Regions from separate parts of the Homo sapiens genome. Here region 2 is linked to region 1. A link is a contact called in ENCODE Hi-C data. All regions are on one chromosome and are shown on one strand. Each heading gives the region's core, a stretch centred on a gene start or an enhancer-like site at or near the end of the contact. The rest is flanking DNA. Distances are from core to core; before and after follow the strand shown.

Region 1 (3,341 bases), core at 450-2,949:
ATCAAATGTCCTCACTTGTCCCAAGAGTAGCATTCTACATTTGTTTTCTTTAAACCAAGATCTAAACAAAGGCCATAGTTTAATAATACATTTGATTGATATGTCTGTTAAGTCTCTCTTAATCTGCAGGAAAACCCCTTCTCTGTTTTTCCTCCAGTCATTGACAGAGATACCAGCTCTGTTGTCATGTAGAATTAAAGTTTTGAATTTTTAAAATAAACCTTATTTTGGAATAATTTTAGATTTATAGAAAAGTTGCAGAGGTCAGGAGCTCAGATAATCCTCACATAGTCCTCACCTAGCTTCCCCTCTTGTCAGCACCTTCCATTATCTTCATCATGTCTTTTTTCTATGCCATCAATCAGTCGAGGATACCACATTGTGTTTAGCCGTGGTTGAATTTTTAAATGATTTCTGATTATAAGTTCTCATCTACTGCTGAGAAAAATAACCATTTTCTGACTAGCAGGCAGTACACCGTTATGGTTTAAAACCAGGCTGAGGCCAGGTTTCAGTTTTTCACTCAATTACGTAATAACTGTATAGTAAGTTACACTTTCTATGTCTTGTCTCATCACCTTTGAAATGGGAATAATAATAGTACTGTTTCATTAGATTATTGTAAAAACTAAATTTGGTAAGTGTATGCAAAGTGCTTATCACAGTTCTGGGCGCATAAGAAGCACTCAATACATCTAGCTCTTGACCAAGGTGCTATTTCCTAAATTATATTGAGCCCCGGGGAAGGAATAATCAGAGCCTTTATTTCTTCCCCAAGGCTCTGATTTAAAAAATAACCTATCAATGTTTTTTTTCACTTTCCTTAGAAATAGTGCACTTGCTTTGGTTCTATATAGTGGTCTCATTACATTTTGAGGTATTTCACTTCTATTTTGGGAATTTTTGTTCAGTAGAACATAGTTCCCTAGAGTGTTTTGATCAATCAAAAATATTGGCTCTAGGCTGGGTGCAGTAGCTCACGCCTGTAATCCCAGCTCTGTGGGAGGCCGGGGCGTGGGGATCGCTTGAGCTCAGGAGTTCGAGACCAGCCTGGGCAATGTGGCAAAACCCTGTCTCTACAAAAATACAGAAATTAGCTGGGCGTGGTGGCATGAGCCTGTAGTCTCAGCTACTAGGAGGCTGAGGTGGGAGGATTGCTTGAGCCAGGGAGGCAGAAGTTGCTGTGAACCATGATCTAAAATATATATATATATATATACACACATATATATACACATATATATAAAATATATACACACATATATAAAATATACACACATATAAAATATATATATACATATATAAAATATATATACATATATTATATATACACATATATAAAATATATATACATATATTATATATACACACATATATATATACACACACATATACACACACACACACACACACACACATATATATATATATATACATATATATATGCCCTAAGAGTGAGTTTTTTCTCTTGGCAGGGGTTCTTGAGATCAGGATTGGAGGATTAAAACTTCAGGCCTTTCTTTTATTAGTCTCACAGAGTGACTGGTTTGATTTGTGTTTTAGAATTAGAATCACCTTCTTCACCAGACTTCCTTTGCATGAAGCAGTAGGAGCAAGTGGCTGCTTGACCAGCTTGAGCTCTAAAGTGTGTTTGTGGTATGAAGTGTTCTCAGAGGAACCGAAATCGGTGTGGTCACACATCATCAGTGCCTCTTCATACACCCACGCTCTCCTGAAGTTTGCTGTTTGTATTGCTTCCAGTGCGTGTTGCTGTTCAACAGTACCCTTGGTTTCAGCGTAGTTGCTATGATGAAGAAAACCTGTTAGAATCTGCCTTTTTTTTTTTTCCAGAACTGTTGGAAACATTGAATAATTCCATGTACTCTAAAAGGAAATAAAGTCTTTTGGGTAATTTGGACCCAAAGACTCCTAAGGAATCTAGGAATTCAGTTACATAGAAGGTCACTTCTTTCACTAGCTTTTGCCTCCAAACCTGCAGGAGAAAACCAGCTGAAGAGGAATACTCATATGAGTGGGGACTGCACCTGAGCACCTCACGAGGCTCCTTTCAGAACCCTCAAACCGACCATTCACAATATTCACGTGGACTAGGTCTGGGTCATTTGGAGAGAGAGAAGGTGTGGGCTGGCTGAGGTGTCTGGGTGGTTTCTAGTCAGTGTTTACACTCCGGGGCTTGCGCTGCGGCTCCTGCGCCTGTCATGCACCCAGTTTCCCAGAAGCTTCCGGGGTTAGGTTGTCAGTGTTGAGAGGCAGTGCTAGTTCAGACTTGACCTTGTGATGGTCTGTGGGGGAGAATGTTTTAGGCCCTGGGACAGTGCAGTTTAATGACTGAAACAGGAATCTTTGAGTCAAATCAACTTGGGTTGGATCCACACACTCTTATTGGTTGTATTGTTTGGTCAAGTCGTTTAACTGCTTTAAGACTCAGTTTCCCCATCTGTAAATGGGTATAATCACAATACATGCCTCATAGGGTTGAGATGGAGGTTAATAACACATAATGTGCTGGGTAGGTACTCCAACGTCAGTTGTTAGTAATAATTATATTACATAAATAGTTGAGAGACTGAGCTTTACAATACAAGCAAACATTTTTATGTCCTAGCTTTTTTCTTTTGTAAACTCGTAAAAGTCTTTATTATTAGAGTCAAAGTAGGTTTAAAACGCTTACGTTTCTGTGGACAAGATTAAGGCAACATGAAGTACATCTGGCTCATGCTGTAGTTCACCAGGTCTGTTTGTTGCTATGTCCACAAAAGAATGTGGGGAGAAACGTTAGCAGTGTGGGTGCTTCCTGCCTCCCTCCCTGGCCCTCTGTGTCCAGTCTGCCCTTCTGCCCTCCCTCCCTACACATCTCTGTGTCCACTCTCCTTGCTGTTCTCTCTGTCACCACCCTGGCTAGCTCAAGCTGCTGTCTGTTCCATGGACTGCCATGTGGCTCTGCACAGCTGTGCTGGTCCTTACCCTGGGGCCTTTGCTGCCTCAGAGAGAGGGGTCCTCAGCAAACAGGTGGGATCTTGTCAGTACCCTGCTTAAGACACGGGCGGCCCTTGGCTCTCAGGGTGAAGAACACCAGGTCCTTCGAAACATGCCACCACCCATGTCTCTTGTCTCATTTCACCTCCTAGCCCTCCCCTCAGCCACAGGGTCAGGCCCTCTTGCTTTTGAGCCTGGTTTCTTGGATCAGATCCAGTGTTTCTGTCTCAGGAAGCTTGCCCCTGCTGTCCTGCTCCCCTCCCTGCTGTCAGCATCCACTCTGCACCCTACTTTCTACTACTTGACATGTTTTAAATTGTGATTATATGGTTGATACCAGTGTC
Region 2 (3,341 bases), core at 355-2,854, 2.1 Mb after region 1:
TGGGAAATGGTCTAGGGTGTCCACAGCATGGAGGCCACCCCACATGATTGGCTGCACCCTGTGCATTGGTAAGTGGTGGCTCTCACTGAGGGGTCTCCTACTGGCTCCAGTGTTCCCCATGTGGGTCCCACAGTTAGCCTCCCATGCCACCCTCTCCTAACAGTAAACCCTCAGGCTTTGATGGACTTGGAGAGGGGACTTGAGGATGCAGCTGCTTTCAGAGGTGCATGGAGCCTCCACTTCCCAAGCATTTATACAACCCAGTGGCACCAGCTAGTTGGCTCCGTCAGCCCTGTAGACTTAGCATCCTCTGTTCTGCTAAGTGAGTTACCACTTGCCTGTTCACTGTCTAGGTGACAGTGTGTTGCTGCTATCCCTCGTGGAATGTCAGTTTCTCTTGAGTTCTTGGTTGGTCCACGTGGTTTTATGCCATAAATCATTTTATTATTGAATATCCCTGTTTAAATATGTTCTGATATCCAGAACTTGTAGACCTGTATTTATGTGTTAGTGTAGAAAGGATTGTCTCATTCTTTTAAAAGCTGCATCAGTAACAATTGTACCAAATTTAATTATGCCATGCCCCATCAAAGGACACTCAGGTCATGTTCAGTTTGTGTTATCTTAAACAATGCTGCAGGGAGTACCCTCGTATTCATAAGAAGAGATTTCTCTGGATTAGGTTCTAGAGGTGATGCCGATGGGACAGAGGTATCTGCATGGAAAACGCTGACCAATATTGCCAGATTATCTTCCAAAGGCTCCAGTTTTATTGCTCCCAAGACTATATCAGGCAATTTCAAATCCAGTTTAATTGTGGGCGTGTAGAGCCTAATCTAAATCCCAGTGTTCATCTCTTCATCATTTGAGATACTGTGTCAGGCCCTGGAGATGGGCCGGTGAGTGGTGAGGTGGGCCCTGGCTCCCAGGAGCTTCTGCAGCACATGAACCATGACTGACCTATGACACTGGCAGCCTGCAGCCCCACAGTCACTTTTGGCATTCTCTTCTCCCCATTAACATACATAAATATCCCAGACATCCTATTTTCTGCCATTCCCAGAATTTCAAGTCTCCAAAGGAGCACAAAAAGATTTTGGCAAATCATAGGTTTTTAATGTGTAAAATATGCCTTTGTATTTGTAAACTTGAATGTTAAGTTTTATGAGCATTTATTGGATGTAGGGTCCAGACCTCTAGATAGGCAGTTGAGAGAGCTAAGGATGCTCCATGATACAGCCTGGGACAGGATCCCTGTCAGCCATCATTTAGGGACCTGATAGTGGGGAATCCACTGGCCCTGTCCTTTGGAAGCTACAGTCTAATGTGGCCAGGTCCGGTGGGACACTGGGATGTCAGCGTGTTTGAATGTTGGGACATGGGGATTTTTCACAGTGACAACACTGTTAGGTTGTGGCTGACGTGGACAGTTGTCCTTGGTCCTGTCTAGGGGCCACAGAAATACAAGCTGTTCATGTTGGAGGGGATCTTGCCCTTTTTTGAAGGAGGAAACAAAGGCTTAAGGAGGAAGTGACTTACTCAAGTGTCATTCTCTTTTCTCTATTAAAATATGTAAATATCCCAGGCATTCCTGGGATGTGGAGTGGCTTGGAGTGGCAAAGCCAAGAATAGGACCTCTGGGCTTCCGATTCCTCAAGCAGTGATTTCCAGTGTGTTTATCTGGAGTATTATGGTGTTGCGTCAGCTTAATAGGGCTGCCGTAATAATGTACCCGGGCTAGGTGGCTTAAATAACAGAAATGTATTGTCTCAGAGTTCCGGAGGCTGAGAATCCAAGATCAAGGTGTCAGTGGGTGTCGGCAGGGTTGGTTGCTTCTGAGGGCTGCAAGGGAGAATCTGCTGCAGGCCTCTCTCCTTGGCTTGTTGGTGGCTGTCTTTTTTCCTGTCTTCACATGGTCTTCCCTCTGTACCTGTCTGTCTTCAAATTTTAGAAGGACACCAGTCAATATCTGAATTTTTAGGGGGAGCGGGGGACACTATTCAGCTTGTAACACACAGTGAGTGTGACAGAGTAAGAACAAGAAGTTACACGTGCACCCGCGTGTTTGTGTGTGTATAAAACAGAGTTTTATACATTTAAATAGAAACTCCCTACCTCTGACCTCAACTGGAAAGTCATTTCTTGAGAAGTGCTGGATCCCCAAGCCTAGCACAGTGGTTGTCATCGAGTAACATCTCAGAGAGCCTGTGCTGAGTAGATGGGCAGGTATGAAGAGGTAGGAAGTCAAAACCCTCAGGGCTGGGAGGGATCCTAAGGAATTTGGTTTAACCAATCTCTTATCTGTGGTTTCCTACCATGCTTTTGCACGCAAGCACTCAGAGAAAACACAAACTGGAGAATGGTGAGGGAGTTGGGGCAGGGGGTGGGCTGGTGGTTTTCCAAGTGTCTGCCTCCAGCGGTGAGAGAGGAGAGAGGCGGAGAGGTGATTGCACGTTTTCTTGCGAGTCTCACAAACCTGCAAGGGATAGAATTCTTCCAGTCCCTGTCAGACTCTGTGCCCCCTGACTGTGTTAAAATAGGGAGACATTTAGCACAGCTTTCAGTCCTGGAAGGAAACAGCACGGTGAGGAGAGGGTCCCAGGGATGGGGACAGCTATTGCTGTCTTGTCTTACACACATCCACCAGCTAAAATCGTGACAGTATGTGGATTTAAACACAAGTCATAGGAGAACAAAGCATGTTTTTGATATGGGTAATTTTGTAAAGGCTTTTTAAGTATTTGGAGACCATCTCCTCCCAGGTCCAGCATCAAGACAATTATTGTAGTGCTGCTCTGTACTCTGACATGTGACTTTATTAAGGGGCATTGTCAACCTCTTAGATCACTTTCCTCAACCTTAAATGAATAATTGTACACTAGAAAAAATATTGTTGACTATGTGTAAGGAAAATTTTCCTTCTTGTTCTTCTTTCCTTGGCAAGAAATTTTGGGGTGATATATTGTTATATTAATAACTTGCTTTCCTGGATGGGAGGAAAGTTTTGGTGTCCCTGACACCTTGGATCCTGATGCCATTGGGTGGCAGAGCTCCTGGGGCCCTTCGTCACCACACTTGTCTGAGTGCTGCAACCACTTCTACAACATGGGCCGTGAAAAGTGAAGGACAGAAGGTGGGTGAATTTGGGGAATTCTCTAGTTTTCTTTTCTATCACACCAAGGCTTGGGGCTTTCCTGAACTCTCAATAGTAATAGCATCCTAAAATTGTTTGAGTGCATACAAAGATAACTCAAAATGGATTAAAGACTTAACTTAAGACCTGAAACTGTAGATCTACTAGAAGAAAACACAGGAAAAAAGCTTCTTGACATTGGTTTGGG

Evidence for each region. A loop is a pair of places that touch in the nucleus more often than their neighbours do. Pooled maps may share reads with other maps.
Region 2: a loop to region 1 is called in a map with no recorded cell type, with 6 times the contacts of the local background. The contact joins two enhancer-like sites. A Hi-C loop is called at or near these places in 3 of 37 single-sample maps with no recorded cell type and 2 of 50 pooled maps.

What each region holds. Positions count from the first base shown.
Region 1 is chr2:108,610,637-108,613,977 of GRCh38, forward strand. All of the region lies in intron 1 of LIMS1 (LIM zinc finger domain containing 1), which reads left to right. Among named protein-coding and RNA genes, the nearest start is that of LIMS1-AS1, 66 kb to the right of the region's middle. RefSeq lists an enhancer at 1,746-1,805. Within about 2 kb of position 1,700, at least 14 of the 41 ENCODE cell types and tissues checked have a DNase peak (open chromatin) inside an H3K27ac peak, as active enhancers do.
Region 2 is chr2:110,739,492-110,742,832 of GRCh38, forward strand. The region is part of intron 1 of ACOXL (acyl-CoA oxidase like); the gene reads left to right. Among named protein-coding and RNA genes, the nearest start is that of ACOXL, 8.6 kb to the left of the region's middle. Within about 2 kb of position 1,605, at least 2 of the 41 ENCODE cell types and tissues checked have a DNase peak (open chromatin) inside an H3K27ac peak, as active enhancers do.